7 separate regions of the Mus musculus genome follow, and all the other regions are linked to region 6. Evidence: chromatin loops called from intact Hi-C (ENCODE). Cell type or tissue: left cerebral cortex. All regions are shown on one strand.

Region 1 (4,000 bases), 320 kb before region 6:
AAAAAAAAAAAAAAAAAAAAAGAGAAGACAACATTCCTGTGGCTCCCACTGCAGCAGCCAGATCATTCCAGTGGAGACTGTAGGTCAGGGAGAGGGTGTAGCCTAGGAGTGAGTGCTTTTAGTCCATATAGCTGACATTGCTGCTGTTCTCAGACTAAAAGGGCCTTGAGACTCCTCACTGGTCCTGCCTGTTGCTTAGGAACCAGATTCTATTCATTCCCAAGGGTAAAGCCCCAGCTAGGCATGTTCTTTGGACCCTTCTGTGAAGGGTCCTCTTCTGAACAGTAGCCTGGGGAGGGGGATGTCTGGGCAGATAGGCAAGGGTAAAGCCAAATTCCCGCACTCTTTTCCCTTCCTGCTTGGAGATGAAACTCCTGCCAGCGAGATACTGAATCAGCAAGGGAATGGAGAGAAAGAGCTGCAGCCAAGGCAATGGCTTAGACAGTAAGCTAGCAAGCCTGGTGATTCCTTTTGGCTCTGCTCAGAAGCAATCAGTATTAAAGGGCCTTTCAAGTACAGGACATCGTGTCATGGGGCCACAGCAAAGTCCATGGGCTCTGTGCTGACATCCCATATAGCAATGAGAGACCAGATTTATAGGAGTGTCCCACACTAGGTGGCCTTCCACATGCAGTGCTGGCCCCCTTGGCCTCTGAACATAGCCACACTATGAGATGGAGACAGGCTGAAGCCCCCCACTCCCAAGCTTGAACCTTTTGCCTATGGTCACTTGGAGGCAAGCCAAAAGCCCTACGATGTGCTAAGTGCCATTTGCAGGCCTAGCTCTACTTTAGGCAGTGGCAGGAGGCAGTCTTGCAGCTCTGGCTACTTTCCAGGCTTCCTGGGATCTGCTGGGAGGGCCCAGGGGAACCATTTCCTCCTGCAGAGCCCCTTGCCTTCTGTGGAGTGCACATTGAGTCCCGTTCTGCCTTCCTGCAGGGTTCCCCCAGAGCATCAAACGAGGTTAGGCAGGTGGAAGCCAATGCGACTGCAGAGCCCTGCACACACAGTGCAGCATAAATCATCATTTAGAGCAGGAAGCCGCATCCCATCTGGGGTTAGGAGGGAAGGCAGTGCAGGGGAGACACACAAAGCAAGAGAGAGGCAAAAAGGGAGGGCTGCGCCAACTCGGGCACGTGCTCACGTTTATGCAAAAACATGCAGGGGTGGGTATTTGAGCAGAGAAATTAAATACCAGTTTTAAATAAATTAATGAAGCACCTTAAAGGTTCTATAGGAGGAAGAAATTTGGGCGAGTCCCAAGCCAAGATCCATGTGCTAAAATAAGAAGAAGAAGGGAAAAAAAAACTTTAACAATATTCTGACATTCAGCTCTGTACCTTAGGGCCATAGGTGATGCTATCAGTAACATCTGAGAGAGAAAAAAATGCAGGTTTAGCCCACTGGCTCATTACAATACTGTGTTTGTTATCTTATTTTTATTTTACTGTCCTATACTTAATAAAAAAAAGTCATGCTTTACGACTCCAGACTGTCCACTTATCTGAGTCACCCTGAGACTTACACCGTATCTACAGGCATCTTGACACATGTCACCGAGGAGTGCCCAGATAGCAGGAGGAAGACCCACCATGGCCTCTGCCTAAGTGAGCCTTGGCTCTTTCCCAGGGGCAGGTGCCCTGAAGGTGGCGCTGCTGCAGGGAGCAAGTGGGGTTGGTTCCCTCTCGCTCTCTCTGCCTATTAATGATCCTTGAATTAGCTCCTGAGTGACCAATAGCTACCTCTTCCATCTCCTTGTCTGATGCACAGACCAGCAAAGAGCCTGTATGCGTTCATACTCAGCCTTCAGTCTGACCTTTAAAATATGTAAATGTTCCTATCATTGCAATGGCAGATGGAAGCCGTGATTCCCAGAAGGGAGAAGCAATCCAGCCCTCCACAGGGCCGTTTGTACGGCCTCGCATGGCAAGGGGGTGTCATGGCTGTGTCCCCCAGCTAATCCAGCTCACAGGTGTGGCTCCCTGGGATCTTAAATCTGGCACAGAAGCAAAGAGCCTAATTGTTCCCTGGGGAACCCTCCCTCTCCCCCTCCCCTCCCCACCTCCGCCCCGTACAGGGTAGAAGAAAAACACAATAAACCTTAGCAAAACATCATCAATCCATCAGCCTGCTGGTGAAGCTGCCGAAGGAGCTTGGTGTCGGGAAGTTATTAACTGTGGAATGACGAGTTCAAATTAATTGGTTCAGCTTTGACCTCTGGTCCCTGGGAAAAGTTGGGAGTGCAGACGACACAGGGCAGAAAATCCATCCAGGCAGACAGAGTAATTGATGGCTAGGAGAGGGCCAGCTGGGTGGTCTGGAAGGAGTAGCGCTTTGCTGCCTGGCTCCCGTCCTCCAAGAAGTCTGTGCTAATGCCAATATGGAGGGAGGTGGGAAGTCAGCCCAGAAGAAGGGGAGCCACTGAAGTCAGGTGGGAGCTACAGGGAAAGAAGTCAGAGCTACAGGGTGTCAGGGGACAGGTGGTGGCCACAGAGAACAGGTGGTAGCCATGTGAGGCAAGTGGGAGCCATGGTAGGTGGAAGGGAGACATAGGTGATAGGAGGAAAGCATTGTTGAAAGATACTGGTCACAAGGGCCCAAGACCTGCTGAGGAAAACATGGAGCCTGCTTTTAGGTTCCTCCTCACCCAGACACAGCTACCATTGGTGCTGCAGGGCCTACAGACTCTTGGTCTGATTCTTTCCCTTGGCATAAGTTCCATGAATATAAGGGCCCAGTCTGCCCACCATGGGTCTCAGATATGCTCTTTCTATGCCCAGCCAGGTTCCTATCCCAGTCTTTCCAGCTTCTCTCTGGTGGCCCTCAGTTCCCTGACATGCCTCTATACCCCATTGTCATCTTAGCTTCTTCCTCTGCCCTTCACCCTGCGTCTTTGGCCACTCATGAAAGCATCCATGGCTTCAATCCCCAACCATTTGCTTACAATTTCCAGGCTGCATCACATTTTGATCCAGTCCATCCTTCCATCAGCTTATTTGAAGTTGTAGCCTTCCATTCATCCCCCACGGAGAGCCTTCTGGAAGCACAGGCTGGACTCCCTTCTGATAGCTACACACCTGGCTCTGACATCGGCTAGCATTTCGTACTGGGGATGAGAAATCAGAGATTTGTGTTATTTTTTGTGCTTCTGTAGTATAATTCTTCTCCCTGACAGTGTGCTAGAGGATGACATACTCCTTCTTGGAATCTCAGAAATAGAGCAGTAACTGGCAGGCCCCTGGCACTCCTCTGATGGCACCGGGGAAGGACAGGTCCTTTGACCTTCCCGCTCCGTTCTCTTTCTGTCCGGTAATGTTACTTCAGCCGTGTTCTACATAATTGTTCCAGGCTGCCAGGCGTCCTCGGGAGCATTTCCATGCGCGGAGCTTCAATTGCTGTTCTCTGTCCACGCTAGCAAAAAAAAAAAAAAAAAAAAAAAAAAAGCTCTCCACTTAAGATTCGGGATTTTCTAATTTTCCCTTAAGATGGGAGGATGGAGCTTAAGGTTGCTGCTGACTTGGTTTTTTTGGCATAGCCTTCTCTCCCTTGTGCCCCCGTGTACATTTAACCCACGATAGCATTCTGCCGTTGCCAACAGCTTCTGCCTCTCTCCTGTCAATTTTTTTTTTTTTTTTAAATCTTGGCTCACTTTCCAAGTGTTTCTGCGCCTGCTTTAGAGAATGGGTGGTATTGTGCACAAGCTAAGGATGTTAGCTTTCCAGAAAGTTCTGGTTTACCTGTAATTCTTTCCCAGTGTTCAAGGAGACAGTGTTCATTAATCAATGTAACAACTTAAAATGCATCATAGGCCCAGAGCATGTATGACACACTCACATATCCATGGAGACCTTTGTGTCCACGGCATTTCTAGGGGACTAGAAGATGGGAGCATTTCTTGAACCTCAGGATCACAAAATTCTCTCCCTTGTGACCCGAGCATAAGTCATCGTTTTCTTTGCTGTGTCCTTTACTCTCTCTGCATATAACTTAGGAGGCTGTT
Region 2 (4,000 bases), 570 kb before region 6:
CCACTATCCCTTGTTGCCTCTTCTGCTGAGTTCAGCGTAAGTCTCACTACCTGGGACAGCTATCCCTAGCTCCTCTGACCTTGTGGTTCTAACAGATACCATTGTATAATTGACTGGGATATCAGAAGTTAGATACAGTACCTGCAGCTCATGATGGATAGTCATGCCCAGGTTAGCCACAGTTAGAGGCAGCCAAGACCCAGGCTTTCTGAAACCCTCTGAGGCCATGGTTTGACTACAGTGAATTTAGAACCCCTAGGCTACTGTGTATCAAAAATATCTCACCCAGTGCCTAGAATGGAAGCCGTCCATATTCCATTGATGTATCTTATTTTGACCTGGAACTCAGGTGATAGGAGTCAACTCTGCCCTAAACTAGGGATCACCATGCAGTGCCCTTTGTACAGCCACTAAACTAAGCTGTGGGGAAACATAGGCTCCACAGGGTTCTTGGTCACACCAGCGGTGCCTTCTTGCCCTCCTGCCAACGCTGTGGTAGAGCCATTCTGTCCATCAAGACAACCCAGACATCAGTGTCCCTCTGTAGCTAGACAAACAAGGAGTGATGCAGTGTGCATGCTATCTCCATCCATGCAGCACCCCTCCCCCCGGTTTCTATCCTGGGGGAGATTACTATCCTTGGGTCAAGGCCAGCTTCATGCCTGGGGGTTTAGTTAGCCTCGACTTGGGTTTGGGTCCTGGCTCCAACATTGCATAGCTTTATATGTTGGCACAATCTCTCCTGTGTAATCCTGTCTATCTGTAGAGTGGAGCAGTCGTGAGCAGCACAATGTAAGGAGATGAGTGAGTCCCTGGGTATAGTGTTCTGGGACTGGGCTGACAGCAGCAAGGGCCAAGGCTGGTGTGGAAGATCAGTGCCTGGTCTCTGACAGGGTTGGACCTTAGAGCCCATGGAGTTAGAACCTGGTCCATAACCAGCTGAGCTAGGAATACTCGGCTCATGACAGTACTGAGCTGGGATCCCACTCCCAGATGTTGAGAAGGACCCAGAAGCTGACCAGCCAGCACCTGATTGTCCCATCAGCTGGTATCCACATGGGCTACCATGGGTAAATGGGAGCTGACCAGAGCCAAGACCCCACCCCGAGTTCCTCACTACCTTCCTGTCCATGGCTTGTTTCCAGAGAGCAGCCGCCCGCCCTGTACCATATTTAAGCCCAGTAATTGAATTGCAATTGATAGTACATGCCGGTTTAAGATCATGCTAATTGCTTCATTTCCCAGAACACTCCTAAAAAGAAAATGAATTTCCCTGTAATATTTGCGGTGGGGTGAAATGACCCTTGTGGAAATCAATCCTCGCTCCATGATGAGCTATGAGTACCAGGGCAGGGGCCACCTGCACTCCTCCGTGCCTGCCTCAGCAGATGTAAGGAGCGTCCCTTGCCAGGGCTGTACCCAGCCATTATCCGGATAAGGGAACAGATATGACTCCCAGGAGACTGGCTTGTCCTGGGTCTTACAGTGTCAGGGTGGCACTAGGGCAAGAACGGCATCCGGGCAGTAGGCACAGGTATGAGGCCTACTCCTCCTGTCCCTGAAATGCTGGAGAGGTCACGGAACCCCTTAAGGAGTAGGAGTGGCAGTGTTTACCTGGCCACCAGCACAGCCCCTGGTGTAGTCCTCAGCAGTGTGTGCATGTCCTTCACGGATATCTTGGCTACTTAAGTGGACAAAGAGTTAAGATAAAGTTTAGCAGTGTGGAGGATGGGAGAGACCAGATGGCAAGCTGGCATGAGGAACCCAGAATCTTCCTGGCACAGCTTTCTGTTCCTTGCACGGTTCTCTAGCTTCATAGGACTACTCTGTGCCTGGATAGAAGTAGGGCCGCTACCCCCAACCCAACACCCACTATTTACTCTTCAGCCACTCACACCACCTCCCCCGACTCCCACTGGCTTACCTGCTCCGAGTCTCTATCTGCTCGCTGTTCATCCCTCCACCTGTCATACACCTTCCTATCCACCATCTCTTAGATTGGCTCAGCAGCACCAGTGTGGCCATTATTTATACACAGAGAGAAGGCAGAGCCTTCTATCAGGGAGCCCTTAGCAACAGGGGATGGGCCATCACTAGAGGGATGGCTCTATAAGAGACAGGGACATCGATTCTGGGCCATCGATAGCTTTTAGGCTCCCTGAAGGTGGTGCTGAGAATCTTCTGTTTTGCTCTAACTACAACTGGGCTGTGTAGGTCCTAGGATCTCTGCATGCATAGAGGCTCCCAGTGAATACCTATGGACCAGGATCTGAGTGTGTAGGCACCAGCCCACCTACCTCTTCTGGGCCTCAAGCACTCCTAATAGGAAGAGGGCCTTTTCCTGAGTTTTAGGTGCTAGATGGCTCCGGGATTGCTCTATTTTATGGACCTAGGCTCCCATAGCATCCCCACTTCCATCAGGATTCCTTCCTGTTTTTACAGGGTGACATGCTGGATGTGTAGCAGATCATCGAGGACTTGACCTTGGTGATGCTAGAAGATGCCATCGGTGGGTACTTGCTTTACCTGAGCTACCTGCCAGCCAGAGAGCTAGCTGTTTGCCAGCTTTCAACATCTCCCTTTCCTTACAGGAGTCAAGGAAGACTCATAACAAGACCTGTTTCCACTGTTGCCCACTGTGGGCTTCCAGTGGGATTCCATTTATTATTACAAATAAGTACACTGTGGCTGTCTTCAGACACACCAGAAGAGGGTGTCATTACAGATGCTTATGAGCCACCATGTGGTTGCTGGGATTTGAACTCAGGACCTTCGGAAGAGCAGTCAGTGCTCTTAATCACTGAGCCATCTCGCCAGCCCCTCACTGGGCTTCTAGAGTGATGGCTCCAGTCATTGCTACTTTGAGTTCATCATCATGGCTGGGAGATGTACAATACAGGATAGCTTGTCTACCCCCAGATGCCTCCCAGTCCCGGTGGGCTGGTGGAAGGAAGGGAGAAATAACTAAAGGCCAGTCAGGTGGAGAAAGAGCTGCTGGCCCAAAGCCCCAGCATGGTAGGTATCAGGCACTTGAGCACCAGAGGACCCCACTCGGTTTCTGATATCTTTTCAGAGTCTAGCAACAAGATCACATACCTACAGAGCTTCAGCTCAGAACCAGCAGAGGCAGTCCCATTACCAGGCACTCACTCCTGCACCAAGCTGTGCAAGCCCAACTTCAGTCCCCGCCCCACCAGGAGTTGGAGGTACTGGTACACAGGGCATCACACTGGTGTTCCCTCATGCCTTGGGCTCACTCCTATCAGGGAATATATAACTGAGTAGTGGTCCCTGATGCCCTGGGCTTCTCATGGGAATGGCCTCCATATTCCTGACAGCTTTCTGAATTTGTCCATTTACTGACTCAGAGTTGGAAGCAAGAAGAAATAAATGGTTCCCAAGCCCCATGATAGGATTGGACATTACATTGGAGGCCCAGATTCCCTGTGCCAACCATAAGCCTTGAGATTAGAACCAGCCTGGGTATTGGGTAGAACCAGGCTTTAAGGGCTGAAGACTGAGGCTGTGAGCTGGCAGAGTGCCTAGGTCTCCTGGGATGCATGTTCCTCAAAGTGGCCATGTAGAGCACCTGCTATCTTCGTGTGTCTGGGGAGGGGAGGACCTGTGACTCAAATGATCAAGTATGTCTCTCAGAGCCATGATGCAACATCGGGGCAGAGGTGTCTGGGGCCCTTTGAAAGCAACCTGTGCCTGGGATGGGTAAAACCCTGTCTGATGAGCTGTGAGACTGTCACCCAGTCATGTCTCTGTACAGATCACTCCTCTTGCTCACCTGAGCATTGCCATGGGGCAGGGCAAAGCATGCCCACCAGTGTCCTCCAGGGCTGCATGGGAAGCTGGTAGCTGTAGAGCTGGGTCTCTGGTAGCCCCAGAGACATACTGAGTTTGAAAATGGAGTGTGCCACAGCCAACTAAATCTACCCATCTGCCTATGGCCTGTGGCCTATGTGCAAAGCCCTTGGAACACTGGCTTCTTTCT
Region 3 (4,000 bases), 160 kb before region 6:
GTCCTGGGGTTCACTTTATCACCCTGAAAGCTGCATTCTACTGAATGTCACTCAAAGCAGGGCTTGGGCTCACAAAGAACAAGAATTGCACCTGAACATGCCAAGGTCTTCTGTGTGAAAGGGCGCAGAACTGTTGGCCTGAGATAATCTGTGTCCTGTTATCACCCAACCTTGCCCCTGATGGACCCGTTGGAAGTGGTTCTGCCCATTGTGTAAAGACTTGAGGGGAGTGAGATTGCATGGCTATCCATCCCTCCAGGAGATCAGAGCACCTCAGAATCTGTTCCCCCATGCACCCCGTTTCCTCTGCCACCACCTCAGCCTTGTCTTGACTTACTGTTCCCAGCCCTGCTCCTCCCAGGGATCCTAAGGAAGCTACAAAAAAAAAAAAAAAAAAAAAAAAAAACAGAACCTCTCATAGATGCTGAGCACCCCCAGCTTCCTGCCCTGTTTACTCCCACCCCCTCCTACTTGGGGCATCACACACAAATGCACCTTGAGGAGGCATGCCCTCAGTACACTGCTTAGAGCAGGGACCCACCCTAGATCCAGGATTATTGTCCTTGTTGGCCAACCTGATCCAGGAAACGTAGGTACTGAATCCTGCCAGCATCCTGGAGCCTTTCAGTGTGGCCCTTCCCCTGGTTCTGACAGAAGGCACGGCTTCACTGCAATCTTCCTACTCAGAGCCCACAATCTCCATTTGAGGGTTCCTCCCTCTTGGCTGAAGACCCTGCCCAAACACCAACTCACTCCATCAGCCAGCAATAGCTAATGAGACCATCCACATCGAGACACACAGAGGAAATGAACACAATGGGGCAGGCAGGTGGACCAGGTACATCAGACCACGGGTTTCTCAACAATGCAAGGGAGTGTCCACCTTGATCCTTGTTCTAAACAATGAGCCTTGTACAGCCAGAAATCGAATCAGAGGGAAAATGGGCAGGAAGTCCAAAGGGGAGGACAGCTATTGTTCCCAGAAGGAACAATGGTGGTAGCGGAGGTTCGGGGAGGCGGGGCTGGCAGCTGCTGATAGGTTGAGACTGCTTTGTATACACAAAGCCATGATGGCTGAGCCAGGAAGAAGGTGGCAGGGTAGAGCCTTGAGGACTGGATGTAGATGAAGCTAGAAAGAAAAGAGCTGAACAGAGGCCAGATTACCGAAAGCTCTGCTATGAGTAGGGGAGGCAGCAACTCCAGAAGAGCCGTGCCTTAAAATCTAGGCCAAGAGAAGCAAACTCCAAGACTCAGACCCTGAAGCTCATCTTGCTTGGAGTGATCACATGTTTCTACTATATATTGTGTTGGGTAGCCCAGCAGACCTGAGTTCTAGCATTACACCCAGCCAGGCACTTACTTGCAACCCTGCAGGCAGGAGGAGATTCGTCCTCAACCAATCTCTTCAATGTACCCAGAGACCAGTGCCCCACAACCTGCTTTCCCCCCCCCATTTCTTACACCCAGACCCAGCACAGACCTCTATAGACCATGAATCAGGCAGTTGGATGCCAAGGACATGGGCACATCTTGGAACAGGACCAGAGCTACCAGCAGTCCAGTGTCCACTGAGAATCTTCACCCCTGTACTGCCCCTGGGGTGCAGCTTACTCTTACAGAAGCCAAGTAGGAAATCATACTGTCTCTGACTTCAAAAACACTTTGAAAACTGAAAATTACTGCCAAGCTATTAATACAGTTTATCTGTAGGCGCCCCGTGTTGTAGATAAAGCGCTTTGACCTTCCCGGTACCCGGAAAAGATACCGTGGTAAGCCGTTTCCCTGCCAAAACCACAGTTCCCCAGCACTTAATCGTATTCCCAAGGTCAAATATGAGGGGAGGCAAGGCTGGCCTAGGCCACTCTGGACCTGCTGGGGCTCCTGGGGCCCCATCCACCCACTGACACCTGCAGGTCCTCCTAGGAATGATCCTACCCAGCGCCCCTGGCTGAGCCCGCACCTTCCTGGCTTCTTTTTCACAGCCTGGGTAATTGGCATAAGAAGCACAAATACTTTGTTCAAATGCTGGGAAGTGGAAAATTTTCTAATCTGTCAGGCAAAAATCTCCCTTTCTCCTTCTGCTTTTTCTCCCGACAGGAAAAGACTGCATTTGGAGCCCTTCAGATGCAGATGTGTGAAGACTTTGGAAGCGACAACTGGGGGACTATGCGGCTTCTATTGATTGGAAAAACACACAGCCCGGGCCCTTTGCATATCACAAGTAGCATTTTTTTTTTCTGGGTTTGAGCAGGTTTGGAAAGTCAGCCGCGGGGCCTCAGCGCCCCCTGTGAGCCGGAGACAGTATTGCAAAGGAGCAGGGACAGGCAGAGGCTGAGGTGGCTGGCTGGAAGAGGCAGCACCCTGAAGGATAGGTGAAAGGCAGGTGCACTCACTTGGTTTTCATCCATTGGAACGCTTGGGAGAATCAACTCACCTTCTCTGTTGTCAGCAGCTTATGGCCACTCAAACCCTTCTGACCAGGACACATGCCCAACCTCCCAGAACCAATTAGGAAAAACTGTAAACTTGGGGTACAGTCTTGAGCCTCACGAACAAGCTGTGTGATTTGAAGGCCGGGAGACTTCTCGATACACCACCACACCACTCCCACTCCACCTCATGGTAGGTACTAGAACATAAGGGCCAATCCGAGGATGGCCTCACAGACCATCCGAATGCCTTTGCCTGTACCAGCCTCCTTGCATGTGATGGATGGACAGAGCCCCTCCCTGTTGCCTCTGAGTCCCATCAGTGACAGAAAAGGTCACACAACACCAAAGACAAAAGGATGCCCCTTGTGTGAACAGGTATGGCCCCTGCCATCTCCTGGGACCAGGATCCTTTGATGTGAGCTCCTATGTTTGTGGCTCTGCCTGCTTGCATCTGTGGACAAGCAGGAACAGAATCCAGATGTGCCAATCTCCAGGCTGAAAAAAGGGGGGCTCTCTGCAATGGTTCATCCCTGGGGAGATGCAGGAGAGTTCAGGAGCAAAGCAGGTGTCAAAGAGGGTCTGGTCCTTGCTGTCTGAACGTAGGCCCCATCCAGCCCCATCAACTCCTGAACTACTCACTCTCTCCCACCCCATATGTAGAGCTACCAAAGGCCAAGGACACAGAGTTAGGATCTAGACTTGAAGTGATTCCTCTTGACATATCATGTGGACCTGGGCCTACCAGCTGTTCCTTTGGAGAACTAGGTCTCTGGCACTATACCGTGAGACTAACATCAAGGGTGCGTGTGCTGGTAATCGGAGTAGGCATCATGTATCAGCTCTGAAAGATCGGGTATCTGTGTACCTCTCTCTATGCCCTGAGGCATCTCTGGCTCTCTCATGGGGAACTAGGCTGAGAGAGACCACAGCATGCAGGGGTGACACGAGATAGCTAGAGTGCCATTCTCTATGGCTCCATAGCCAGGTATAGCACATTGCCACAGCAGTCTGCCTCCCTTTCTTCCAAGGGGTATTCACAATATTCCCAATTCTTTATCTCCTTCTAAATGGCTTCCCACAGACCAGACAACCAAGGGCATCTCTAGGCTTCTGCTCGTTGACAGAGAACAAGCCTGGGGTGGCAGACATGATGATCAGAGCAGAGCCCCAAATGGATGAGGGGTAACCTGTGGATAACATCTGTGAACAAGGTCAAGGACACCACAATATCAGGATGTGGGAGAGGCACGGAACCCTACCAGACAACGCTTAAAACTAACCTTGCCTCTCCACCCTGAGTCCGGTGGGTGAACCTGACCCAGGATTGGATTGGAGGGTGTGTCACTCAAAAGGCCCTGGAGGAGACAGGAAACCTCAGGGGAGCAGAAACTCCCATCTGGGGGTGGGGAGGAGGAGGCTGGAAGGGCAAGGGGGCTGTAAAGACTCCCAAGTGGAAGGTAGAAGGGGTGAGAGCTTATGTTCTAAGCAGATGTGGTTGTTCCCTGGGCTGTGGCTCTGTGGGAGAGAAGGCATGAGAAATAAATCCAGTGAGACAGCATGAGCATATG
Region 4 (4,000 bases), 500 kb before region 6:
ATTTGAAACTCATGGACATCTGCCTATGCACAGACACTAACATATCTCCCTCCATATCAGGCCTGAGAACTGAGAACAGGGTAAGTAGTTAACGGTTCCTGCTTACCACCACCCTCTGACCCCTAACCTCTGACTCTTGACATTTCATATGGCCTATCTCCTCTGCCAGAGTGTTTAAAAACTCATAGAGACAAGTTCCCGTCCCCATCGGGCCTTCTTTCTCTAAATAGACCGAAACATGATGATTTCATGAACAAATCCAACCATGCATTATACATTTTGAATTCTTAAACTAACAAAGTGACTTTGGATCTATAAACGGTGCCAGAAATAAGTATCCCATTTATTTTTGCCTTTGGAGCTGTTCTTCTGTCCCTGTCTGCCCCCCAAGGCCCTGGCTCATTTTGGCAGGGCCTCGCCCAGCATGCAACAGAGATGAGGTACCCTCAGAACTGCAGGTACCCTGATTCTGCTGCCATCCATCTCCACAGACCTTCCCGAGGTCCCTTCCAATGGGTACATGAGGGTGAGTCCTGATCTTGGCATATCCCTGCCTGCCCTCCCATGCTGCCCATTTACGTGTGTGCCTCACTGATTTCTGGAAGGGACACAAGGTAGTATGGAGGTGTCACCCCCCAGAAATTCTGCCAGGATCTACCCAGGCTAACACCCAGGGTTCACCAGGTCTGGGGCAAAAATGGCTTAGTTTCAAGCTCAGGGTCTATGTGGATGACAGTAGAGGCTGATAATCAGTGTTTTGTCCCCCCAAACCGCTCTTCCACTCTCCTGCTGTGGCTCAGGCTGTCACAGATGCCCCTCACAGCAATGAAGAACGTGAGATTCCAAGGGACCTCTGATGTTTTGTTCCCAACATGACAGGGAGGACCCATTATGCGACAGAATGGGAAAGGCATGGTCTGTGTTCCACAGTGAACAATGAAAGTGTCCATTGCTCATCTCCACATCCGACCTCTCCTCAGGAAGTGGTTTTGCTAGGGCCTCACATTTGAGATTAGAGCTTAGGAGGGAGCGGTCTTTACTCCCCCAGCAAGAGGCATTGTCTTGCATTTGGCTGGAGTTTGGAGTGAAGACATGAACCCAAGGGACAGAATCTGACCTGTGGCTTTCAGGGATGTGTGTTTGTTTCAGGAACTTTCTGGAATGGAGCAGAGCCTTAGAGGAAGTTGGACTGGGGATGGTCTAGGGGCTCCTGGATGTATCAGTCTACCCCTATGCACAGAGTTTCCTGACAGCATCTACAAGTGCAGTGAATGATTGAAGATTGGTGCAGATGGATGCAAGGTGCAGGAGGATGCATGGTGCAGGTGGATGAATGGTGCAGGTGGGTGCATGACACAGGTGGATGCATGATGCAGGTGGCACAGATAGGTTCATGACACAGGTGGATGCATGATGCAGGTGGCACAGATAGGTTCATGACACAGGTGGATGCATGATGCAGGTGGCACAGATAGGTTCATGACACAGGTGGATGCATGATGCAGGTGGAGGTGCTCATAGGAAATGCTTCCTGTCTGCTCTGGGTTGAGGTGTCCAGCCCAGCTCTTTCCATCCTCTTACTGGCAGCTCCTGAGAGTCTCTGGAGTAGCTTCTCAATGTCAGCTGCTTTCTGAGCACCCAGCCTGGCCATCCCATCCTCAGCACAGTTTTTTCTGCACACATGATGTTGTTTGTATAGCGTACTCCTCCCATCTACCTTCAGAGTTCTGGCTACAGGGACCTGGCCAAGGCCCTGGGAGACAGAAGCAGATGGAAGCTGGCCAGCAGGGTATGGATGAAAGGACCCAAGGGAACAAAAGCCTCATGGGCCTTGGAGCAACCCATGTGGCAGACTAGGGAGACAGCAATGTCCCAGAGCCCAGCTTTCTAGCCTATTTGAATCTCTCTTGTGGCCAAGAAGGCATGGGAACTGTCCTAATAAGAGCCTTCACTGTGCAAACAGCCTATTGTGTTAGTCCTATTCCTTGAGACAATGCCTTCTCCTGAAACACTGTGTTCTGGGAGCTTCAAGTCTCCTTCTAGAAGTTTCCCTAAAGACCTAGGCCCTAGAGGTCCCATAAGGGCCAGGCCATCTGGACCTTTTCCACAATCCTGGGCAGCTGGGAGCCAATGCTGTCCTTGTGCTGATCCTACAGTTTGTTATTCCTAGATTATCTGGCATATGCTTCAGAGGGAGAGCTTCACTCTTGACAGCTGAGGGAGCTGTGGGTCCATTGTGGGTGAGAGCCATTGTTAGAGGCAGAGGGCTGGCTTTCATGGGACTTGAGCCCCTGGACCCAGAAGCCCAATGTCTCCATCTGTAAAGCAGACAAAAGTTGACAATGGATCCCCAGTCTAGCCTTGAGTAGACCAGTCTCCATCTTGATATGGACACTCCCTGGAGCCTGAAGGATAAAGGATACCATGGAAGTTCTTGTTTGTTTTTTTGTTTGTTCACATGAAAGGTTTTTTTACTGAGAATCATCTCTCTGACACATCATTTTAGACTTCAGGGACTCTCCCCTCCTGAGGAGGAGGAGGAAGAGAGAGGAAATAGGGGATAGAGACAGTGAAGCATAGACAATAGCACTGAGAACACAGTAAGGATCAGGAGAACACAGTAGGTTTGCAGGTGATTAGTAGGGGACCCTGCTGGTGGGGTGCCTCTCTGAGAAGGCAGAGCCCTGAAACCAGGTGTGTGAAGACCTAATAGGCCACGGATCTACAGGCTTGGTGTGCAGCTGTCGTGGGATAATGACTGTGTTGTGGTGATGAGGAATATGGTGGTAACATGATGGTGGTAGGAATCACGGTTATAGGGACAACAATGGCTATAAGTAGTGTGTGGGTGAGAATGAAGGATGATGGTAGTAGGGACAGTAAAGTGGTGATAATGAAACTGATAATAGCTGTAGTTGTGGCTATGATGTAGTGGTGGTAGTGATGGTTATGATGGCGATGATGATGGTAATGGTGGTTATGATGGCAATGCTGATGGTAACGGCAATGATGGTACTGATGATGATGGCTGTGATAGTTATAGTGCTTATAATGGCGGTGATGGTGCTAGTGGTCATGATGGCAGCAATGATGATAATGGTCATAGAGGTGATGATGGAGTGTGGTGGTATGTAGCCATGGTGATGGTGGTTGTTGGTGGTGATGGTGGTTGTGATGATGATGGTGGTGGTGATGATGATACTGGACATGGTGGTGATGGTGATGATGTTAGTAGATGCTGGTGGTGGCGGCAGAGGTGATGGTGTCAATGGTGAGTCACTGGTGGTGATGGGGTAATGGTGATAATAGTAGTTCTGGTGTTGACAGTGGTAGTGATGACAGTGATGATGATATCAGTAGTGATGGTGATGGTTGTGATGACGGTGCTGGTGGTGATAGTGAGAAGATGGTGGTAGCTGATAGTGTTAATGTGGTGCTGGTATTGGTGCTGCTGCTGCTGGTGATGGTGGTGGTGGTGGTGGTGGTGGTGGCAGCATACAGCCAATTAGGAGGTGATGGTAATGATGGTGATAACAATGACTATGATCCTGACCTTTGGGCCATAAAAGCTGTTCTTCAGTCTTAAACACAGTGGCTCTGTGCCAAACACTGTGCCACTTACTGACTTCTAAGGCCTCCTGCTAGGTAGAAGCCAGTACCTCTCTATCTTGCCAAGTAGGAGACAATGGGGAACTGAAACGGGCCACCATTTGTTATTTACTGATTCACATTGGAATCACTTTTTGGACACAAGGACCTTTACCTCCAAACGCCTGCTCCTACCCAAAGCTTCTGGTGAAAACAAGATCCCCTTGCCTGTCTGGGCTTTGCTCTATGATGCCCACCATCAGCATCTAGCCTGGGCTTTCCTCACATGCCTACAGAGGCGTGGGCACGTTGGTCAGGTTTGTACATCACCTGACATCAGAATTAACCCCGACATTAATTTGCTAATGTATAGTGTGAAGTGGGTTGTACAGCCTGAGCACTTAGGGTGAGC
Region 5 (4,000 bases), 680 kb before region 6:
CTGGATCCCGAATCGGGAGCCAGAGACTGCATTACGGATTACATCAGGCTTTATAGAGCTTCCAGATCACACATTAGAGGGGGAGCGCGAGCGGGGGGCGGGTTGGGAGGAGGGGAGCGGGATCACGGAGAAGGAGTGCGACGCTCAGGCGAGCGCACCTAAGACAGCCGACTCCTGCCCCACGCAGCAGGAAAGCCAAGAGTTGGGACTGTGCTCTCCTCCAGGAGCAGGGGAGTGGCTGCATCTGGGTGACAAGTGGTGGACCAACAAACGGATGGTTGGAGAAGAGGAGTTAAGGGCTGTGCACAGACCAATAGGTGTGTGGGTGGTGGAGGCAGGTGAATGTAGGTAGAGGCTGTCGGGAGGGTTGATGGATGGACAGGTAGCCATCAGGGTCAGGGTCGGTGGAATTGCGGAGGCGGGTGAGGGTGAGCAGGACTGGAAGAAAGTGGATTTGGTGGGTGGCACCATGGGGAGGGCTACATAGATGGGTGGGCCACGCAGATGGAAGGATGATGCATGCATAGGTGGATGAGTGGGTGGGTGGGTTGGATGAGTGATGGGTAAAGAGATGGAGTCAGAGGCAGGGACTGGGGCCCTTCCAGGGAGAGCAGGGGTGGGGCACTGAACCACTTCATTTGGGCCTGACCGGTCTAGACTTTCTGTCCTGTGATGCTGAGAGGAGGGGAGCCCGCCAGGGACAGAGTCAAAGGGGGGTGGGTTTTAAAGTGTCCCTGCCTGCCAGTTTCCATCCATGGGTGGAGAGAGACCTCAGTTGCTTTGTCTTCCATCATAAGATCCCTGGTTCCTCCTCTGTTAGGGACCCAAAGGGGTGCCTCTCTCTATAAGGTATGTTCACCCATACATCCCAGGACAACAATGGATGTGACCCAACACATATGTAGGCCACAATGCCATGTTTCAATGTCAAAAGATTTGACACTCTAGGTCTAGGCTGACAACAAGAGTCCTGGAAACCCTGGCCTCAGAAAAGTTGCCTTGTGTTCTTTTCCACCAAGATGCTTCTGCATCAGACCCCTTGCTCCTGTTTCACAATTTGTGATTTGCCCTGAACTCAAAACCTTTTGTACAGGGCCCACTACTTTGCACACTTTAGCAGACCAGTGGCAGTACCATTGCTACCCAAGGACACATGGGGTCCGGATGTTTGCATCTCTCTTCGGAGGCCACTGTCAACAACAATACAAACTCACAGCCACTGTCAGCACTCTCCCTGCCAGGTGTCAGGACCCACACTGCTGTCCTGTAACTCCCACTAAAACATCTTATCAGTTCCATCAACATCACAGTCAACCTACACCTCTCTCTCTCTCTCTCTCTCTCTCTGTGTGTGTGTGTGTGTGTGTGTGTGTGTGTGTGTGTGTGTTGGGAAGCACCTCAAGCCAATTAGATACCCAGGCACTGAACGTGGTACTCTGCATACCAGTTACTCCTGCAAGGCCTCACCTTGCAAGGGTGTCCTGAGGGACCGAGAGCAGGACCACACTAAAGCCCAGACCATCCTATTCGTCAGTACCCTGTTCACTTAGGCTTCTTGAGAAATGCCATTCTTCCCAAGGTATTTGAAATCCCAGAAAGGAGGCGGCATACCTCCCAGGAGACCTCTCACGACCCTCATCTGCTCCTGCTGGGCCTCTGAATCTTCCAGCCCCTGGAGTTTAGTTAGCCCTGCTTTGGCCTTTTTTAGCTGCAGTAACAGCCTGTGGTCACCAGGGGGCCTCTGATATCAGGCCAAGAGACAGCTGAGCAGCAGCGAGGCTGAGTCAGGATCCAAGCACTTTCCACACTTGTTTCTTGCTGATAAGAGAAGACAGCAGAAATCCCTGGCAGGGATCTGGGGATCTGACCTGGAGGCTCTTGGGGCAAGGCTGAGACCTGCTTGGCCTGGGATATCAGGGCAAAAAGGGGATATCCTTCTGAGGATAAGGGGCTAACCGTTCCTCTCCCTGTGTGGGAACTCATTCTTGCCCCTCTGACTGCTGCTCTCTGCAATTTTCCCTCACCCAAGTTTCTGATTCAGAGTCCAGACGGTGCAAGGTAAGACCTCAATGGGATCCCCTTCTATCTTTGCAGACGAGAGCAATGTCAGAGGCAGGGAATGCCACCCTGAAGCAGCCACATGCCAAGTCAACCACAGCCTCAGTTGTCCTGGTCCCCCTGTGAGCCCCCTCCACCAGACACAAGTAACTTGAAACAATTCCTCCAGCCAAATTGTTTCAGGATCCTACAACTTTAAGCCAGGGTGTTTGCCACCAATAGCTGTAGTTTACAGCCAGTAGCTTTTCTCCCAATACCCACACTAGCCTAGATCCACCAGGCACCATTCTATACCCAAATCTGTTTCCTTTCAAGTATACGGTCCTTGCTGAGAAGCCTTGAGTGATCTACTGAGCAAGCCCCAAGTGGCTGGATCCCAACCACGAGTCTCATAAAACCAGAGAGAATGAGACTCTTAGCTTGGTGCCTTCTTAGCGTCAGAAAACAGAATATGGCCACAGTTAAACTCAGCCATGACATTGAACTCACCAACCAGAAACTCTACTCCAACCTAAACTCTGACGCTAGTCGGCCTGAGCCATGATTCTATAATGATCTCATTATGCACTGGAGCAATAATAACACCTCCAGTAAGCTTTGCAGTTAGGGCAGAGTGCTTCCATTCTAAAACTCAGCAGATGCAAGGCCCTCCCCTCCGCCAGCTCCGCCCCGCCCTCCACCAATACCCTAACTCTCACCTAGCTCCCCTCTAATACCACTGCACTGTGAAAATGCCAAGATGGAATGTTGGAGGAACTGATGCTAAGAGCAGGTTTGCCTTAGCTCCCTCGTCAACGAGGCTCTGAATTCTGAGACTCTCCTAGGAAGCCTCATTGGCCTCCTTATGTGGCCCCCGGTGTTTCACAGATACCTCTGCCTCAGCCCAGCCATCAGCCAAGCCATATTTTGCAACCTCCTTGGTCTCGCTGCTCAAGGGACTCTGTTCATGCCTGGGTCCAGAGAAAGATGGTGATAGACCTTCCAGGTTCTATGCCTTGAGGCCATCCAGGGCTAATGGCAGCCAAGACAATCAAGGGGTTCCAGGAGCATTTGCCCAACCACTCTGTTTTTGTGATGCACCTCAGAATTCCTTCATCATCTCTGGTACCACCAATCTACCGCACAGACAGACTGGGGCCTCAAGGGTACTTTGTGGATACCATCCCTACTCAGGGCAAGCAGTTCCCTAGAGGTGATCACCTCACAACCACCATCCCAGGGCTCTGGGCCAGATGTGTGGAGAAAGGAGTCTGGCCTTTGTAGCCCTCTTTCCCATGTCCCCCTTTCCCCCAAATTTCCCTCCTTAGATCCCAAGGTGACGAAGGGCAGAGAAGGCTTGGCCTTTGGGTCCCAGCATCAAGGGAAGCATCTTAAACAGTCCTACTGTGATGGTGGCAGAGCCTGGTGTCCACTCTGTCTGGCTTGCCCCACACGCCACAGTGGCTAGAAACTGGAAATGTCACTTGTGGCCCGAGGATAGAAATTCATTTTTTCTGTCATTAAGTTCATTTAAATGTAAAAAGGCTCCTGTGTCACATAGCTGGTGCCTGCTGTACTAGACTGGTGTTCTGGCTGGGGCTGGGGCTACCATACCCCCTCCTCACAGGCTGCAGGGTAGAGTGCCTGACATTTGTCCTTATCTCTATCAACCCTGTGATTTCAGGTGGCTGAGCAGGAGCATCCCCAACTCTCTTTCCCTTTCCCATCCAGACCACCAGGTAAGGGTACGATACCTTCCTGAGTCCTACAGCCGGCTGGGCTGTGTCCTAGCTTCTCTGTCTTCCGGCCCTGTGAGTTCAGGAGTATTTCTCACTTTATCTGTGCTTTATCTGCTTCATCTGCAAACAACAGCAGTGATGCCTCCCAACCACCCCGTGTGATCTATGACAGACCCAAGTGAGCACATGGGTTCTCTGGTCCAAGTGGGGGTGGGGCCAGGGAG
Region 6 (4,000 bases):
TGCACATCAGCTTACACCCTCACCGCCACATCAATGTGCCACTCTGCCCATCTCCCAAAGTCTTGGACCAGTAGCCCTCATCCTTCACTGACCTGGCCAGCCACCATTCCCGGTGACTGGGAGTCAACTGTGTGATAGGAATGAGATCAGCCATATTGCCTGCCATGGTGGCTCTTTTCACTTAATACAATGTCTTTGGAGGCAGCCACACATGCAAGACATCAGCTTTCCTTCTTATTAAAGGCTGGATGGTATCCCCTGGGTGCCTCATCACATACCTCCATCCATTCGGTCATAGATAGAAACAGGCCGCTCCCACACCCTGGCCTTGTGGAGGTGACTGTGGACAAGGCGTGAGAGACACATCCTGAGATTCTAATCTTGATGGCTTTGGATGTGTGCCCAGAAGGGTGATTACGAGATCTTATGGCAGCGCTATTTTTAATTTTCTGAGGAACCTCCGAACTGTTTTCTTCACTGGCTGCAACCCTGTCACACTTCACCCACCAGGCAGGAGCATTCCCCTCCCCCGACACCCCTGAGTCTTGCTTTTCAGTAGTCTGTCCTGACAGGTAAGAACGGACAGCTTGCCATGGGTGGCTCTGACCGCACAGCCTAGGTTTCTAGTGATGGAGTCACCTGTGCGTGAATCTGCCGGTCAGATGTCTGTCCACTCTGGATGACGTCACCCAACTCCTGCCCTGCTTTCATCGGGGTTTCTCTGTTGATGACTTGAGCGTTTTCTTTTACTGTTTGGCTGTAACTCCTTATCATAGAGAAGTGATTGTCAGTATCTTCCCCTGGCTGGGGTGTGTGCTGGGCAAAGGGGAGGGCTGCCTTCCGTTTCACTATTTCCTCGCTTTGCTGAAGTTTTTTTGCTTGAACACTGTCTTCTCCACCTTCTTCCCCTGGGCTTTTGGTTTCATGGCCAGGGAGGACAATGTCATTTCTCCTGTCCCCTAGGTTTCCTTATAAAAGTCTTGCAGTTAATTCCCAGCCTGACATGAATGTCTCCAGAGGGGCACAGACCCATGCCTGGCTCCTCCGTCAACAATGCAGCTCCTCTGTCCTTCACCCACTGGGCCCAGCACAGTTCATGGGTCTGCCACCCTAGAACTCAGAAACCAAGCCTGGCTTCCCAGAGACCAGGAAGAGCTAGGAAGGTGCACTGTTTCCTTAGGAAGGGGGCAAATTCCAGGGTTCCCGAGTTGCAAAAAAAAAAGAAAAAGAAAAAAGAAAAAACCTGCATCACTGGACACTGAGAGCTGAGAACAGCCAGGGGCTCCCCTGAAGTGGGTCAGGCTCCTCTCCTAGGGGAGCCAGTATGCAAGGGTTTGGTAGTGAAGCCCAAGAGAAAACCACCCACATCTACCCTGAGGAGGTGAGATGCTGGACTCCACCCCACTGCTGGTCCTAGGATAGAGGGAGGTGCTATAGAAGCATCTCACTTCAGAGGCTCCAGGACAGAGTGGCAGGCTCAGTGGAGTCCCCGCCCTCCCATCTCCTCCTCATCCCGCCCCCACTCCAAACCGCAGCCCTCTGATCACAGTCCTGTCTGTGACCACAGCGCCACCTACTGGCTGCATGGGGGGAGCCAGACAGGTGACACATTGAGGCAAGATTGAAAGACTAGCACCCTGGAAAAAGAGGGTGCCACCAGATAGCCTCGTTCCCACACCGGACTTGTTTAGTGGCCTGAGTTTGCATCCTGTTTCTGCCCTAAACAGCAGTGTGACCAATGTATGGTCCTCTCTGAATTTTATTCCAGAACAGAACAGTGGGCACATCTGACCTTGAGAGGCATGAAGAAGTGGCCCCCACTTGACAGGGCACCTATGTCTGGCAGATATTTGGTGGTGCTCACAAGCAGACCAACACAAGCACGGCATAGCCAGGATCACTGCTGAATTCAGGTTCTCCTGCATACCATGGGTGCTTGCCACTCGTACAAAGTCACCATTACAGTTTCCCGCCCACACAGGTATGGTGTACAGCTAAGAAATAGTCTTCGTAGATGGCCTAGTCGGCCATCACTGGAAAGAGAGGCCCATTGGACTTGCAAACTTTATATGCCCCAGTACAGGGGAACACCAGGGCCAAAAAGGGGGAGTGGGTGGGCAGGGGAGTGGGGGTGGGTGGATATGGGGGACTTTTGGTATAGCATTGGAAATGTAAATGAGCTAAATACCTAATAAAAAATGGAAAAAAGAAAGAAAGAAATAGTCTTCGTATAAGGACAATGACATAGCTACAGACCCAGGAAGGAATACGTATGAAGACTTGAGATAATCTGTTTAAGCTTCCTGTGGCTTTATTTAGCAACCAACACACAAAATTCCTAAAATTTCAGGAATCAGAGCCTACTGGGCTGGCTCCCACATACCCTTGGTCAAGGGCCCTAGGCAAAAATGGTTACCAGGGCCCTAGGAGTCACCACACTCAGAAGTCACAGAACCAGCTCTGCTGTGACCTGCCTCGTGAACGGATAGATAAGGAGGTGTCGGCCTCCCTAAACGAACCTAGGGTTTCAACTCTGCCTCTCAGACAGAACACATGGCCTGAGGGCTCATGGGTATCGGGAAGTCTGGACCGACCAGATCAAGGTGTGAACCAGCTCTAAGTCAGCTACGGGACTCTTTCTGGCTGCAGACAGTACCTTCTTAGAGTGTCCTTGCATGGGGACAGCCCTTGGGCCTCATTCACTTGGTTACCAGCTCTGCCTTTCCTCCTAGGCAGGGAAACTGAGCTAGAGCAGTCATGGGGGCTGCAGATCAAGGTCAAAGCTGCTTATAGCAGACTCTGGAGCCAAGGTGATCAGTCCTCGGTCACCAGGGCCTCAGCTGTGAAGAGCCAGGCCCACAGCCTCCAGCCTTCCCCCAGACGAGTGGCCTTTGCAGATGTCGTCCATGCAGTCTCATAGGATGTCAGGGTTGGATTCAGTTCTGCGGTGACCCTAGACACCTGATGGGTCACACCTAGCTGGCTCTTCCATCTTCCACAGGTGCCCCAGCCCCAGCTGAGACTTGTCTTCACAGTTCCATACGAGCAAACCTCAAACCCTCATGGTGTCTGCACACGCTGTCCCTCAGTACTTCCCGGGTCCTCAGCCCAACCTCCCCAGCTGCCCTGCCCCACCCTGAGGCTGGGCTTCCTCCTTTGCCTCCCACACTTTGTGGGTGAAGCTGGGTCCCAGGAATGCCCAAGGCTAAGTAAGCACTGTGACACTCAGCACCATCAGCCAGGACTGGCATTGTTCACATCTCTCAGACTATTAGACTGGGATGGTGGCCACCATTCGGCACCAGAACCAAGAAGCCCCTACCCTGCCCAGACACTATACTGGTGTACTCTTACCCTCTCATCAAGTCTCAGAGCGACCCAGCAGCTTGGTAGATATGCTCCCATTTCACAGGAGTGGAGACTAAGGCCCAGAGAGGTTGAATGAATGACACGGAGCCGTAAGATCAGTAAATGGAAAGGCTGAGTTTGGTGTGGGACACTTTGCCCCACCCTCTACTTAGAGCCTCAGCTGGCCTCAATCCAGGAGCTGTGTCTATGTGGGGATGTTTGCCAGGCATGTCTGTGCAATAGCACCCAGATAGGATAGCATAGCATCTCATGTGTTCAGCTGGAGCCCTCAAGAGCAGTCACAGCCCCAGCCTAGGCTCTTCTGTCACCACAGGGTCCTGGACTCCTATTACAGATGGTCCACTCATACACAAGTCACAGAGAATGCCAGAGGTGTGAGGAACCAAGAGATAGACATGAAGCAGCCTGACTGGGGACACACATCCTCAATGCATGTGTAGACCCAAGCACATATCCCCAGCCTACCATCCTCAGAACAGTGCTGGCACCACAGCACTGTCTCTAGAAGGGTGCTGTGGACACTGGAGCCATTATGACCTCAGGGTGAGGTCAGGGCCAGCCAGGACAGCGCTAGCCTGTTGGTAAGGATAGAGCTGCAACTGGGACCTGTGGGTGGCCTGCTCTGGATCTC
Region 7 (4,000 bases), 700 kb before region 6:
TGAGGTTGTTGTCTTCAAACCCCCGAGATTGTTCCTTGGCATTCCTATTCAGTTGAGGTCACTGCCAAGGTCTCCACATCTTCACTTCAGAGCCAGGGTATGGAACAGCCACTCCCATTACTGGTAGCCTGGAACCTCCCTTAGACTACAGATCCGCCCACCTACTGGGCAAAGCAGGTCTAGGCCACTCTGAGCTGCCAACCTGGTTGGCACGATGGTAGAAAGAGGCCCTGTCTGAGCTGAGAACTTAGAGATGGTGGGTTCCAGAATGTGCACGAACCTGCCTGATGGCCCCATGGATCATGGTCATCTCCCTGGGCCTTATCATCTGCCCAAAGAGCCCAAAAGAGAGGGTTTGGAAAAGACCACCGCTAGAGCTGGCCCAGCGTCCCTTGCTTGTGCTCAGATGGACCAGCAGGGGGCGCTGGGATACCAGTGAGTGACTGGCCCTCTAGTGAGTGAGCGCTCACTCTTCTGAGATGGGTAGGACTCGGAGGGCCACCTTCCAGGTTCCTATGCCTCTTGCAGAGCCCCCAAACCTCCAGTTCTGCCAAGGTGCCAAGCTAGGGAGTCAGGGTTGCAAGATCTGAGTAGTAGCTATATCATCAATACCATCTTCACCTTCACCCGAAGGTCCCAGGGATGGGGTCAAGGGCACAACTAGGGTACAGGAAAAGATACACCATGATACCCCCACCAAGACAAAGTTGAGAGCAGCAGGCAGAAAGTCTCCAGCACAGCCTCACATGCATAATAGGAAAGACAGGACAGCAGCTGTTCACAGGACAGGCCCAGGTGGCCGCTATGAGGCCGCTGGTCACATGCTTTAGCTCAGGACAAGCAGGAACAGCTCAACCAGGTCAGACTCTGGGTCTTGAACCAAATCTGATTCCTGATCTCAGCCCCACCCGCCAGCCCAGGAAGGCCACCTGCCAGGACCAACCATGGTTCAGCATTCTAGCCTCAGGAGTCTCACCTGCTGCAGCCATATTCCCACTGCGCGCTTCCAGACAAAGGAGCCAGGAGTCTCTGAGGCAGGCCCAGGGTGGGGTCAGGGTTCTGTATCCTGCGTGTGCCCCCTCACTGCTCCAGCCCAGCCCCCACAAGGAAGCCTGAGTGATGTGAAAACTGGCAGTGGGTGGGAGAGAGGGTGTCCAAGCTGGGCTAATCGGAGGATGCCACTCAGTTCCCATGGCAACTACTGCAGCACACAGCCTTTCAGGATAGACCCAGGTTAGGCCTCAGCTGCCAAAACACCCACTATTTCGGGGCTGGTTACCTTGGTGACCCAGGTGGTGAGGATGTGGGAGGGGGAGGGGAGAGAAGAGGTGGGGCATATCAGAAGCTGGGGGAGAGGGGACCCTGTGACTGAGGATAGATGCCCTCCTCTGGCCCAGCCCTGACTCTGGTCTCACTAAACCCTGCTCCAGGTCATACACTGAGTCCTGGCTGTGGTTGTATACTAAACCCTGATCCTAGACATTTACTGATTCTTCGCCCTGGTCACAAACCAGCATCTGGCCCTGTACACTTGTCCCTGATCCTTGGATGCTAGGCAGAGGATCCCGGATCCTCCATTACATACTGGGCCCTGATCTCAGCCACAGACTGATTCCCCAACGTGGCCCACACTCCTTCCACTAATGAATGTTCAGAAAATGGTAACTGCTGTTTTTATTATCATTTTCATTTTTAATGTGTGTCCTCACACACAGCTGACATGATAAATGTTGGCCCAGACTGAAAGCATCCATGCCAGAGGGAGCTTTAGGAAGGAAGAAGCCCCGGGGCCAGTGAAGGGCACAAGGGGACACAGAGGTGCGTCTGGGCTGGGTGGGCACAAGGGGGCAGTGAAGGAGCAGGCAGGGCTCAGGGGTGGGCTGCCCCTCCAGGCCCGGAAAGAAGCTGTCATTCTTCCTAGCTCAATGCTTCCTCTGTCTGGCGGCCTCATTTCCATCTCATTACAGGCATGAATAGAGCCAATTATCGGCCAGGCAGGCCGGCCACCCAGGAGGGAGGGTGTGTACTGAAGAGGCTCTGGTACTCTTCCCACCCTAATGCCCTGGCTTGAAGGTGGTGGGTTCCCCTGATCCTGCACCCCAAGTGGGCCGAAATGGGGAGAAGAAAAGAGATCCCTCCTCCCCCAGCCAGTCTCTCCCCAGTTCCTGGGATCCCCTTTGGAGGAGGGGAATCATGCACTTCCAACTTCGTCCAGCAGAGGGATCCCTACTCCAGCAGGTCGAACAGCAGAGCTTTCCTGCACATTGCCACTTGGCTCACCAGACACTCATGGCAGATCCAGGGACAGTCCTGGCCCAGAGGGCTAGCAAGACCCCTGCCCCCACCCCTACCCCCACCCCCCAGGACCCAGCTGGAGCAGGACTGTCACAAAGTACTTAGACACTGGTCCCAACAGCTGAGTCTGGAGCTCCTGGACCAGGAACAAGGGAGACACTAAGGGTACAAGCAGGGGCTGCGGAGGAACCTGTCCCTGCAGCCCTTCACTGGGCAGATCCTGATTCAGCCAGCTGCAAGCTGCCAGCAACTGTCAGGGTTGGCAGGGAACAGCACTCAGATCCCAGGGTAGATGGAGAGAGCAGTTACCAAGTCTACTGTCGACTGTGCAGCCCTGGCCTCCCTGATCCCCCATAGCCACACAGCCCCCTTAGGCAAACTCTACAAACGAGTACTGTCCCAACCCCAATTCTCAGGGGTGGGAAACAAGGCACTAGATGAGCAAGCAAGCCACATCTGTAGGAAATTCCTGTTGCTGGGTGTTCCCTGTCCTGAGATGGGGCCTATTTAAAGGCTCAAAACATTTAGTCTATGCTGGAGACCTTAGACAAGTGGCCTCTGTCCTCTCAGTTAGCAGAGTGGGTGGCAGAGGCTGCTGACCTTCCTCCCATCATCGTGGGAGGCATGACCCAAGTTCAGGTCACAAGGACTTCTTGCTCCTGTCCAAGCAGGTGCAGTTCTGGGACAGAGCTGAGACAGGTGACACAGTATGAGCTAAGGCACATGGGAATTTCCCTGTGGGTGATGGTACTCACCACATCCAGCATTTCCACAGGACCCTATCCTGTTCTTTCCTTCTAGGAGAGTTGTCTATGATGTGCACTTAAGCCTGCTTTCTATATTTTTCTAAAATGTGTGTGTGTGCATGTGCACACGAACACACACACACACAGAGCCAAGATGGCAACAGAATCTTCATAGTGGACCATGGTACCTCTCTATTACCCTCGTCACCCCTACAAACTCCAATGAAGCCCAAACCACACCTAGAGGCTCCCCCTAGGCTCAGCCTCTACTGCTACACACTGCCTCACCTCCTCTTGGGTGTCTTGAGGGACAGAGATGCATAGAATTTGGGGGAATCCCTGGCCAAGGAGAACCAGGGCTGCAGGCACAGTGAGGGGATCTGCTTTAGTCTTTAGGAAGTCATGAGCCCCTGGGCATTCCAGGGTTCCTAGGACGGTGTAGCATATGTGCACACCCTGACTCAACCAGGAGACTCAACCCAGCCTTCCACCTCAGGCAAGTGCACACAGACACATTTAGCAATGCATACACACTAGGGCTCAAATATATGCTGGAATGCACACCCACAATAACACTCACAGGAATACACTCACATGAACATATACATCCAAGGATACTCACAGGGAAACACAGGAACACAGTCATGGGAACACATGGGAGGCACAGGACACACTCACTCACAGGGACAAACTCAGAGAGATATACAAGGGCTCATGGGCCACACTCACAGCAGCACACGATGACACACAGTGACACGCAAGAACACACAGAGACACACTCACAGACTCCCAGGAACTCCCAGGCCCCACCCCCCAGAATCCTGCTTTTTCATTATCTTACATGTCATTTCTGCAATAATATTCTTTAATTAAAACATGAATATTTAAAGCAGCCCTTGAGAAAAAATGATTCATCTCACCAGCAGCAGAGACATGAGAGAGATGGAGGAGGAAACAGA

The links. Hi-C counts contacts between places; a loop is a spot of excess contacts. Peaks named below come from ENCODE experiments on the same cell type or tissue, not always from the same donor. Only the 100,000 strongest peaks of a DNase experiment are listed, where the experiment ranks them.
Region 1: a loop joins it to region 6, with 1.8 times the contacts of the local background. A loop is called at or near these places in 2 of 42 quality-filtered maps.
Region 2: it touches region 6 in a loop (2.1-fold over the local background); 8 of 42 quality-filtered maps call a loop at or near these places.
Region 3: a loop joins it to region 6, with 2.8 times the contacts of the local background. A loop is called at or near these places in 6 of 42 quality-filtered maps.
Region 4: a loop joins it to region 6, with 2.2 times the contacts of the local background. A loop is called at or near these places in 2 of 42 quality-filtered maps.
Region 5: it touches region 6 in a loop (6-fold over the local background); 14 of 42 quality-filtered maps call a loop at or near these places.
Region 7: a loop joins it to region 6, with 4 times the contacts of the local background. A loop is called at or near these places in 19 of 42 quality-filtered maps.

Annotation. Positions count from the first base shown.
Region 1 is chr15:74,154,534-74,158,533 of GRCm38, reverse strand. No RefSeq gene overlaps it. Among named protein-coding and RNA genes, the nearest start is that of Gm32918, 48 kb to the left of the region's middle. RefSeq lists an enhancer at 80-3,067. In left cerebral cortex, a CTCF peak has its summit at 1,639 (motif pointing right); DNase peaks (open chromatin) are centred at 935, 1,705, 1,811 and 3,585; H3K27ac peaks cover 296 bases.
Region 2 is chr15:74,399,247-74,403,246 of GRCm38, reverse strand. It overlaps Gm19859 (a long non-coding RNA gene), which reads left to right and starts at 2,782. Exons shown (of 6, transcript XR_001781685.2): 1 at 2,782-4,000. In left cerebral cortex, no CTCF peak of the experiment used is centred here; a DNase peak (open chromatin) is centred at 1,762.
Region 3 is chr15:73,995,666-73,999,665 of GRCm38, reverse strand. It overlaps Gm32405 (a long non-coding RNA gene), which reads left to right. Exons shown (of 3, transcript XR_384173.3): 2 at 2,098-4,000. Among named protein-coding and RNA genes, the nearest start is that of Gm32405, 2.3 kb to the left of the region's middle. In left cerebral cortex, CTCF peaks have their summits at 2,098 and 2,297; DNase peaks (open chromatin) are centred at 1,013 and 2,261; H3K27ac peaks cover 672 bases.
Region 4 is chr15:74,332,286-74,336,285 of GRCm38, reverse strand. All of the region lies in intron 3 of Gm19859 (a long non-coding RNA gene), which reads left to right. Among named protein-coding and RNA genes, the nearest start is that of Gm32839, 49 kb to the right of the region's middle. In left cerebral cortex, CTCF peaks have their summits at 1,969 and 2,174; a DNase peak (open chromatin) is centred at 2,219.
Region 5 is chr15:74,512,238-74,516,237 of GRCm38, reverse strand. Adgrb1 (adhesion G protein-coupled receptor B1) reads right to left here and starts at 42. Exons shown (of 31, transcript NM_174991.3): 1 at 1-42. In left cerebral cortex, a CTCF peak has its summit at 1,734; DNase peaks (open chromatin) are centred at 2, 455 and 1,738; H3K4me3 peaks cover 555 bases; H3K27ac peaks cover 750 bases.
Region 6 is chr15:73,830,967-73,834,966 of GRCm38, reverse strand. The region is part of intron 1 of Mroh5 (maestro heat-like repeat family member 5); the gene reads left to right. Gm6569 (predicted gene 6569) reads right to left here and starts at 1,857. Exons shown (of 4, transcript NM_001374241.1): 1 at 640-1,857. In left cerebral cortex, a CTCF peak has its summit at 1,591 (motif pointing left); DNase peaks (open chromatin) are centred at 462 and 1,553.
Region 7 is chr15:74,533,930-74,537,929 of GRCm38, reverse strand. The region is part of intron 2 of Adgrb1 (adhesion G protein-coupled receptor B1); the gene reads right to left. Among named protein-coding and RNA genes, the nearest start is that of Adgrb1, 20 kb to the right of the region's middle. In left cerebral cortex, CTCF peaks have their summits at 408 (motif pointing right), 1,993 and 2,198 (motif pointing right); DNase peaks (open chromatin) are centred at 437, 1,186 and 2,136; H3K4me3 peaks cover 429 bases; H3K27ac peaks cover 3,780 bases.